Regions from separate parts of the Homo sapiens genome. Here regions 1, 2 and 3 are each linked to region 4. A link is a loop called in an ENCODE intact Hi-C map of the cell type or tissue named here. Cell type or tissue: MCF 10A. All regions are shown on one strand.

Region 1 (2,500 bases), 180 kb after region 4:
AGCCCAACACTGCCCTTAGAGGGGCCCCTACCTGAGCTTTATGTTTTCAAAGGTCCCCGTTGACCCTTGCCAGGTTCTGTTCCCCGCCATTGTGTAAGAAGTCCTCAAGGCCAAAGGGACACACTGCCCAAAGCCCACGTTCCCCCTCCTAGAGCCTGCCGAAGGTAAGCAGAACCCTGGAATTCCCTGCCCAGGCAACCCTAAGCCCCCAGTGTGTGCACTCCTAGACCCAAGGGCTGACCAGGGGGCGCTGATTGTTTGTGGCACATTTGCACGAGCATGGACAGGTGTTCGCACGCTGGTGCCCAAGGCTTCCTGGAACAGAAACCAGACAGGCCTCACGCAGTACCACTGTCTGCACCACAGGCCTGAAACCTGGGACAGCAGGACGTGACTCACAACAGTCACGACAGCAGCAAACACACACCTGCCTGGCCCTGTGCTCTGTACACACATGTATACAAAACTCTTCTTTTTTCTTTTTTTGAGATGGAGTCTCACTCTGTCACCCAGGCGGGAACGCAATGGCACAATCTCAGCTCACTGCAACCTCCACCTCCTGGGTTCAAATGATTCTCCTGCCTCAGCCTCCCAAGTAGCTGAGATTACAGGTGTGCACCACCACGCCCAGCTAATTTTTGTATTTCTGGTAGAGACAGGGTTTCACCATGTTGGCCAGCCTGGTCTCGAACTCTGTACACACATGTATGCAAAAGGAGCTGGGCACACGCTGGGAGCTGGCTGTCCCACGTCACTCCATTCTAATGCCAGTCCCCGAAGAATTCTAAAGTAGAGCCAGGCTCCCAGGGCAACACCTACCCCTTCTTATTTTCCAGGGCCACTGTGCCATCCAGGCTCTGGAGAGCATCCCCTTTCTGAAGGGCGTCCTCCGTCATTTTTGCGAAGGCTGACATTGCCGGGAGCCATGGCCTGACCCCGATGCCTCTTTCTCTCCTCCTTCCTCAGCTGGGGGGTCCCGTTGGTCATCACTGTGGCAGCCGTCGCCCTGAAGAAGATTGGCTATGACGCCTCGGACGTGTCTGTGGGCTGGTGCTGGATCGACCTGGAGGCCAAGGACCATGTCCTGTGGATGCTGCTGACGGGGAAGCTGTGGGAGATGCTGGCATATGTGCTGCTGCCTCTGCTGTACCTCCTGGTCCGGAAGCACATCAACAGAGCGGTAGGCGCTGCCCTTAGAGCTCAGGGCCCTCTGCATGGCCGCTGTGCCCAGGTGCAAGGCCTGGCATTGAGTTTGGCCCCCCGAGGGGACAGGTTGCGTCTCTGGGGACAGAACCAGTGATGGGCCAGAGGGGACCAGGCACTTACTGTGCACCAGACACCATGCAACACGCTGTGTTACACGGATCGTGCATTGGTTCCCACTGCCCCGTTAGGAGCCGGGTCCTGTTACTCCTTTGTAGATAAGGAAACGAGGCTTAGCCGATTAAGGGCCTGTGGGGGCACAGGGCTGCTGCAGACAGGGCTGCTGTGTCCTTGGTCATGGCCCTCTCCTGCCCCCTGGTGGACGGCCTGTGGTGGCTGCTTAAACTTGAGGAATTTAGCTAAAAGGTGAGGACAGACCCAAGGCCGGGCTGCCCCAGGGGAAGGGAAGACTGTGGAATTTCACAATCAGTGACGCAAATAACTCACCTAACTTTTCCTAGTGATTTATTATATCCTAAATGGCAGGGGTTTCCAGAATTCAGAAATGAGTAGGCTGGGCTGGCTGGAGAGCCTACGAAAGAATGGCTTTCCTCTGACACCTTGGCCCAGTTCCTCCTTGTTCCTGCCTCCCAGTCTGCACATGTGGAACTAGGGGCTTCCTCCTGGCCACAAGCAAACGCCTGCAAAAGGCCACAGATTAACCCATTCTTTGATCCACTCGGTCACTCATTCTGTATGTTATTTTAGTTTTATTTATTTATTTATTTTTGAGACAGGGTCTTGCTCTGTCGCCCAGGTTGGAGTGCAGTGGCACAATCTCGGCTCACTGCAACCTCTGCCTCCCAGGTTCAAGTGGTTCTCCTACCTCAGTCTCCCGAGTAGCTGGGATTATAGGCACGTGCCGCCACGCCCAGCTAATTTTTGTTCTTTTAGTAGAGGCAGGGTTTCACCATGTTGGCCAGGCTGGTCTGGAACTCTTGACCTCAAGTGATCCGCCCACCTCGGACTCCCAAAATGCTGGGATTACAGGCGTGAGCCACCGCGCCCGGCCTCATTCAGTATGTTTTTACCGAGCATCTCCTAGCACCAGAGTGCTGTATAGCATGGGAGTTCATCTTGAGGACTCAGACATGGATCCTGCCCTCCTGGAGAGAGGCAGAAGTGCAAGTAACTACAGGCAAAGATTCAATGTGAGGAGTGGCTGGGGCAGTAAGATAGGTCCAGAGGAAATGCTCTGAATTTAGACTTCCGGGCTCATCCTGCAGGCTTGCTGGAGTGAGTCCCTGTGTTTCTATTTGCCCTCTGAGTTTTCAGGGCTGAAATTGTAGGAGGGTGT
Region 2 (2,500 bases), 200 kb before region 4:
AATTGCAAGTTAAAAAAAAAAAAAGGTAAACACAGAACCTAAAGATAAAAAGATTTAAATGGAAGATCAACCAATCTCAGTGGATCCTGATTCAAACTAACTTTAAAAAAAGAACAGCTGGGCGCAGTGGTTCACGCTGGTAATCCCAGCACTTTGGAAGGCCAAGGCAAGAGGATCTCTTGAGGGTAGGAGTTCAAAACCAGCCTGGGCAACACAGTGAGGCCCTACAAAAATTTTTTTAAAAGAACATTTTTGTCATTGATAAGACTGTTGATAATATGACACTGATAAGTGAGCGGTGTTGAAAAATTTATTTTAGGTGTGTATAATAACATTGTGGTGATGTTTAAGATACCTTATCTTTTATGCATGCACAAGTATTTACAGACGGAATAATATGTTATCTGGGATTGGCTTTAACATAGCACAGTTGGGGGTAGTGCATGCAGGTGAATATGAAATGAGAATGAGATTGGTCAAGGGCTTTTTTTTTTTTTTTTTTGAGATGGAGTCTTGCTCTGTCGCCCAGGCTGGAGTGCAGTGGCGTGATCTCGGCTCACTGCATCCTCTGCCTCTGGGATTTAAGCGATTCTCCTGCCTCAGCCTCCTGAGTAGCTGGGATTACAGGCGCCCGCCACCACGCCCGGCTAATTTTTTGTATTTTTAGTAGAGACGAGGTTTCGCCATGTTGGCCGGGCTGGTCTCGAACTCCTGACCTCAAGTGATCCACCCACCTCTGCCTCCCAAAGTGCTGGGATTACAGGCGTGAGCCACTGTGCCCGGACGAGTGTTGTTAATTGTTTGTGAGATTATTCTGTTTTTTAATGTTTGAAACTCTCCATAATATAATGTTCTTAACAATTAGAAAAGAGATTTTGCAGGGGCTGGGACTGACCTTATTTGAGTGTGAAGGGACCCACGTTATGAGAGGCACGCAGTGGGCTGGGAGAAAGTGCTGGACAAGTCACACTTGGTCCAGCTGCCAGCTGCCTCCAGATGCGGCTTTCTATGGCTCAGTGTCCGCCAGGGGGAGCCCGAGACCAAGCTAACCCACCCAGGACCGAGAAGCTGGGCAAGGGCTGAACCTGGGTGACCGGCTCTGAGATCTGCTGAGATTGCAAACGCCTTGGTGGGGGAAACTTTACACACAAACCTGAGACGTGCATGAGGCGAAGGCGAGGGCCAACTTTTGGGCCTCCCAAAGTTCTGTGATTACAGGCATGAGCCACCACACCCAGCCTTATTTTATTTTTTCAGATGGGGTCTTTCTCTGCTGCCCAGGCTGGAGTGCAGTGGCACGATCATAGCTCACTGCAGCCTTGAACTCCTGGCATCAAGTGATCTTCCTGTCTCACCTCCCAAAATGCTGTGGTTACAGGCATGAACCACCGTGCCCAGCCGTGAGCAGACTTTGTTCCCTCCCATGCTGAAGCTGAGAGTATGATGGGGGCCCCTGGGCCTCCTGCCCTTTCCCTTGGCGAGCTTGGTCGAAAACACGGAAGTTGCAGATTGCTACGACAGTCTCTAGACTGCCTGATGAAACTGGCTCCTCGGAAAGCAGACTCTGAAGAGTTGGCTTCCACAGCACGGGTTCACATCCCACAATACACACATGTGTGCTGCCCATGTGCATGCCCCGGGAATCAGATCAGGGTGACGAGCCATTACAGTTCACACAGGCCTAACCCCCCACCTCAAAACATTGCTATGGGGACAGTAAAATGGATTGCATGGCCCATGGATTGGCAGTTCCTCAGAAAGCTGGACATGGAGTTACCATATGACCCAGAAATTCCACTTCTAGGTATATACCCAAGAGAATTGAGAACTATGTTGGCACAAAAACTTGCAGCTAGCAGCATTATTCATAATAGCCCCCAAGTGGAAACAACTCAAATATTCATCAACAAATAAATAAATGAAATGTGTAGATTTCTTTTCTTTTTTTTTTTTTGAGACGGAGTTTCGATCTTGTTGCCCAGGATAAAGTGCAATGGTGTGATTTCAGCTCACTGCCTCCCAGGTTCAAGTGATTCTCTTGCCACAGCGTCTCGGGTAGCTGGGATTACAGGTGTGCACCACCAGGTCCGACTAAGTTTTGTATTTTTAGTAGAGACGGGGTTTCACCATGTTGGTCAGGCTGGTCTTGAACTCCTGACCTCAGGTGATCTGCTCATCTTGGGCCTCCCAAAGTGCTGGGATTACAGGCGTGAGCCAACATGCCTGGTCTAGAATGTGTAGATTTTTAAAAACACACACAGTGAAATACTGTTCAGGCCGGGCGTGGTGGCTCATGCCTGTAATCCCGGCACTTTGGGAAGCCAAGGCACGTGGATCACTTAAGGTCAGGAGTTTGAGACCAGCCTGGCTAACATGGTAAAACCCCATCTCTACTAAAAATAAAAATTAGCCAGACATGATGGCGTGCACCTGTAGTCCCAGCTACTCAGAAGGCTGAGGCAGGAGAATTGCTTGAACCCAGGAGGCAGAGATTGCAATG
Region 3 (2,500 bases), 170 kb before region 4:
TAGGGTTTCTTTTGGAGGGCTAAAAATGTTCAAAAATGGGTTGTCCTGATGGTCGCACAGCTCTGTAAATATACTAAAGCACTGTGTGTTTAAAAGGGTCAATTGTAGGGCCTGTGAATTACTACTCAATAAAAAATTGTGTGCCACGGAAGTAAAACTAAAAAAAGTGGATAAGGGTGAGAGCGGTAGGCATTTTGGAGATGAGGAACGGAAGCATCGGTGGAGGAAGGAGTTGGGGACACAGCTTCAGTGCAGTCCCCCTCACCATGTCCCCGTTCAGAGGGCAGACCCTCCCCACCAACACTCCCACCAAGACTCTGAGTCTAAGAAAACTCTTATTTTCCTGATCCACCATGAGTACAGGATGCTTTCAAGTTTCATCACTGGTGTTCTTGTACTTCAAGAAAACAAAAAACAAAAAACCTCTCTAAAATGTGGTGCGTTGAAGCCAGGGAGTAAATGCAACCTGTAGATCTTCAGGGGGATTGATGACGTCATGATGGAATCTTCTGAATTTCTTTCTCAGGCTCCCCCCTGGGCCTTCCAAGACCTGACTCATGGACCTTCAAACCCTCTGCAGGGGCTGGGTGGGCCAGCAACCTCCAGGTGTGAGCGCCAGGGCACAGGGAGGTCATTCTTGCCCAATCCCCAATGGAGGCCGTGTCTCATCCCTCCAGGAAACTGCAGAAAGTTCGGAAGGACCCCCCCCCCACGCTGAACCACACATATGGCACAGACAGGAATTCCTTCTTGATTCCCAGTGGCTCCAGGTTCACGCCTAGAGTGCCCCTTATCAATGCTACAGAGCGATAGATGTGATTTATGGGAATCAAATCACCCAGCCTTGGATGAGAAGCTCAGTCTGAGACCTGGAATTATCAGGCAAGTAAGTCCGAGCTTGGAGAGATTTCTTGAAGCATTAGTGCCGTGTCCAGAACTCCCTACAACTTTCTTTAGGCCTTGAGTCGGGTCCTGGGAAGGACAGAACCCTCTTCTTTGGCCTTTCAAAATATTTCCACCAGACCCAGAGGAAAAGTCCTGGTGTTGGGTTGTCCCAAGACCATCTCTTTCACAAGCCTTAGAACTCATTTTTATTTTCCCTGACATTCTGGATAATGATGTTTGACAAGTACTTTTATTCCAGATGAGAGATGCTTGGGCCAACCTGGAGGCTGCCTGATGTCTGCTCAGTCTTAACCTGGAGACAGGTCCTGCTGCTGCAGCGATGGCTGGGTAGGATGGCGTTACGGCCTCTTTTCCCGGGGCAGCACCTGGGGCCAGGAGGCCTAAGCCCCGTTGGCCTTCCAGCTTTGGGTTGCTCTCAGCCCTTTGCCCGCCTGTGCATCTCCAGCTGGGATAAGCACCTCTCTCCTAATTTGGCTGGAATCTAAATGAGGTCTTCCAACATGCAACCACATCAGCTCCATGTTGCCCAAAGGGGCAGACTCCGTGCAAAGCTCTGAGCCTTAGGCTGTGCGCCGTGGGGTCTTTACAGCAGGGGGACACCCAGGCTGGGCTCCTGGGAGGGACTCAGCCCCACTCTCGCCAGAGGGCGCCACACTCCTCCTTTATCACCATCCTGGCCTCGCTTCCGAGTTTCAGAGGCTCAGGAGAGGGGTCGGGCAGCCCTTCCAGGGAGAATTCTCACAGCTGCACCACTCTGCAAACGACTCACAGGCGTTGCAGTTTCCTATCGGGTCGCTGAATGATTTTATGAGGGAAAAACAGCTGACCTGGCCATGGCTCTTCTTCCATAAAATAATCAATTTTTGTATTTAGCAACAGCAGGCCACAAACCGAGTTTCTTCCTTGGCTTCCATTCCAGTTTATGAGTCAAAAATAATTTTCCCCTTTTGCAAGTCCAACATCGATCCCACTTGGAAGCCGCGGTGGTCAAGAGATTCCTCAGAAATGAACCTGACAAAATGGAGCTGGTGACAGTTTTCCTTTCTCTAAAAAACTTCTACCGAAACAGACTCTATTAATCGCGGGTGCAGCTACTATTCCAAGAAACTGCGTGAAGACATTTTTTTCTTTCTCAGTAGCTGTTCATCACCGTGAAGGAGACGATGACGAGGTTCCCAACCCAAGCACTGGGCTACGCGCCTCTTCCACGCTGCACGAGACGAGGTTGGTCCAGGCACGGAATTTCCATGGCCCTAGCTCTCGCTGTGCATGGGGGTCATGAGTGAAAGCTGCTCAGAGCATTTTTTGAGGGAGCCCAGCCCAGGAACCCTGTGGGTTGAGTGGTGAAGCCAGAGATGGGGTTTCACCATGTTGGCCAGGCTGGTCTCAAACTCCTGACCTCAAGTGATCCACCTGCCTCGCCCTCCCAAAGCGCTGGGATTACAGGCATGAGCCACTGTGCCCAGCCCGGAATTCCATTTTAAAAGGCCAGAGGTTTAGGGGTTTTGGTTTGAAACGGCAAATGAATGCATATACTTAACCCTTCCTCTAAACTCCATCAAAATAACAGCAAAGAAATTTTTAAAAACTGTAA
Region 4 (2,500 bases):
CGGGAGGGAGGTGGCTCTGGGCTCCCAGTGGTGTCATCCCCAACCCCCTCCCCAACTCCACCCCACCCCCACACACATTTTATCACTTGCATCAGCACAATTTGCTCATGTCTTTAATCTGTCTCCGGGAAATGGTGAAGAGAAACTTGATAGATGGTGAATTAGCATCAGCTGCTTTTTCTGATGATGGTTCTGAGCCTTGAGCTCTTAGCACAGAATCCTGCTGCCCTCACAAGTGTTAAAGGCTGCCATCTTCTCTGAATCCCTTTTGCTGATTGGAGCAAATGTGCAAAGGATTTGGTAATAGACAAACCCAATGCAACCCCCAGCTCTGCTATTCATCAGCTGTGTGACCTTGAGCAAGTTACTTAACCTTTCTGAGATTTCCTGTTCTCATCTGTAGAACTGCTCTACACATTTCCCCAGAAACTGGGGAGGTGGTGCAATCATTCAACCAACATTAACTGAACACAATTAATTGTGCTAGAATGAAATCAAGGATTTTGAGAATTTTCAAGATAATAGGTTTTTTTTTTAAAGAAAAGCTTGGTATCCACAACACAGAATTGTAGCAAGATCCACCAGAACATGAAGAACACTGAAGCATATTAATAAAATCTACATCTATTATGCATCCTTAGCATAAGATGTGTACTTATCTCATGATGCAAAACAGAAGTAGAGTGTTTATATGTTAATTAAAAAAAAAAAATAGAGGCAGGGTCTTACCATGTTGCCCAGGCTGGTCTTGAACTTCTGGGCTCAAGTGATCTTCTTGCCGTGGCCTCCCGAAGTACTGGGATTATAGGCATGAGCCATCACAGCTGACTTCTCGCAGAATTTTGATCTCATAATATTCCCTAATTTAGTACATTGATTCATTTTGTAGATCATTTGGTCATAAATTACTGTAGTGCTCACACTGGATCACATCTTGTCAGACAGCGACGCCTGCTGGCAAAGCATGATATTGCACTATAGCTCTATCAGACTTTGTTAATCACGAATAAAGGAAAAGACTAAGAGCAAAGTTTTGGGGAGATTTAAATGAGACATTAGATGATAAACAGGCTTGGAAAGAGTTCCTATGACTTTGAGAAAAAAATAATAAAGAGATGATATTGGGTTTGGGACAATAACTATTGCAAAGTTCTTCAAAAACACAGTGAAGTAACAGCAGACTGTGATATTGGTGCCTATCTTAAATCTTCACCAGTTGCTTTTAACAGTATTTCAGTTTATTTCTATCCATGGGACATCTTGAATATACATTATAATATAATTAATTAATTTTAATAGTATTAATGTAGTAAAACTCCATTAAACAATCAAAGTGAAACCCCCTCCAAGTATTTATTATTTGGCCCTTCAGTATTTATTTTTATTAAAAATTTAGGAACCTAATGAATAAATATGGAACAGTGCTGTTCTGCATGCTGGAGAGTGATAAACAACATGGACCAGGCTCTGGGCCTTAGAGAATTTCCATTTCAGTGGGAGAGACCAATAGTAAACAATAAATGAGATCATTCCAGATGGTAACAGTGTTAACAAATAATCATTTTATATAAGTTTGCTCTGTGATCTTTTTTTTTAAACTTAGAGAGGGAGAAAGACCTGTATTCAGTGGCTTCAGTTCAAATTTTAAGACTCTATATAAATATTCTAGAAAAGGTCACCTTTCTGTCTCAAATAACAGATCAGAGACTTCCAATAGTCAGGGATACATCTCACCCTCCTGTTCCCCACCACAGGGCTTGCTGTGTTTGGTCAACACCCTGACAAAGAGTCCAAACCGACAGGTCCAGCTTCTCTGCTCCATCCTCATCTCAGGATGCCCCTGTCCCCAGCCAGAGGATCAACGGCCTCATTCATTCAGCAAGCATTTATTGGATGTAAGTTGTATGCCTTGCTCTGTGCTGGGAGGTTTTAAAGTTAGTGTTGATCCCATGAGGGACCAGATTGGAGAATGAGAGTGAATTAGCTCCCATTCTGCCTCATTCCTGGAAAAATACGCCCAGGAGCTTGGAGCGTCAGTCCTGCCACCCTTCTTTTTTCTCAGAGGGAGTCTCACTCTGTTGCCCAGGCTAGAGTGTAGTGGCATGATCTTGGCTCACTGCAACCTCCACCTCCCAGGTTCAAGGGATTCTCCTGCCTCAGCCTCCCTAGTAGCTGGAGCTACAGGCACCCGTCACCATGCCTGGCTAATTTTTGTATTTTTTAGTAGAGATGGGGTTTCACCATGTTGGCCAGGCTGGTCTTGAACCCCTGAGCTCAAGTGATCTACCTGCCTCAGCCTCCCAAAGTGTTGGGATTACGGGTGTGAGCCACCACACCCAGTCTGTCCTGCCACCCTTCTGCACAGAGCTTGGCACATTCCAGCTGAAAACTCAGTGATGCCGGCTCTGGGAGGGCTGTTTCAGTTGGGATGTCCTGGATCTTTCTCTTCAGGAGATATCAGGTTGGAAGAAGAAATAATTAAGGGACCCAAACCCATAGA

The links. Peaks named below come from ENCODE experiments on the same cell type or tissue, not always from the same donor. Only the 100,000 strongest peaks of a DNase experiment are listed, where the experiment ranks them.
Region 1: a loop joins it to region 4, with 5 times the contacts of the local background. A loop is called at or near these places in 7 of 110 quality-filtered maps.
Region 2: a loop joins it to region 4, with 20 times the contacts of the local background. A loop is called at or near these places in 96 of 110 quality-filtered maps.
Region 3: a loop joins it to region 4, with 23 times the contacts of the local background. A loop is called at or near these places in 93 of 110 quality-filtered maps.

What each region holds. Positions count from the first base shown.
Region 1 is chr1:9,109,956-9,112,455 of GRCh38, reverse strand. It overlaps GPR157 (G protein-coupled receptor 157), which reads left to right. Exons shown (of 4, transcript NM_024980.5): 2 at 967-1,180. Among named protein-coding and RNA genes, the nearest start is that of GPR157, 18 kb to the left of the region's middle. RefSeq lists an enhancer at 1,718-1,767. In MCF 10A, a CTCF peak has its summit at 1,506 (motif pointing left); a DNase peak (open chromatin) is centred at 1,605.
Region 2 is chr1:9,489,774-9,492,273 of GRCh38, reverse strand. No RefSeq gene overlaps it. Among named protein-coding and RNA genes, the nearest start is that of SLC25A33, 48 kb to the left of the region's middle. In MCF 10A, a CTCF peak has its summit at 1,040 (motif pointing right); a DNase peak (open chromatin) is centred at 1,033.
Region 3 is chr1:9,455,011-9,457,510 of GRCh38, reverse strand. No RefSeq gene overlaps it. Among named protein-coding and RNA genes, the nearest start is that of LINC02606, 27 kb to the right of the region's middle. In MCF 10A, a CTCF peak has its summit at 1,554 (motif pointing right); a DNase peak (open chromatin) is centred at 1,570.
Region 4 is chr1:9,287,641-9,290,140 of GRCh38, reverse strand. No RefSeq gene overlaps it. Among named protein-coding and RNA genes, the nearest start is that of SPSB1, 4.0 kb to the left of the region's middle. In MCF 10A, a CTCF peak has its summit at 973 (motif pointing left); a DNase peak (open chromatin) is centred at 950.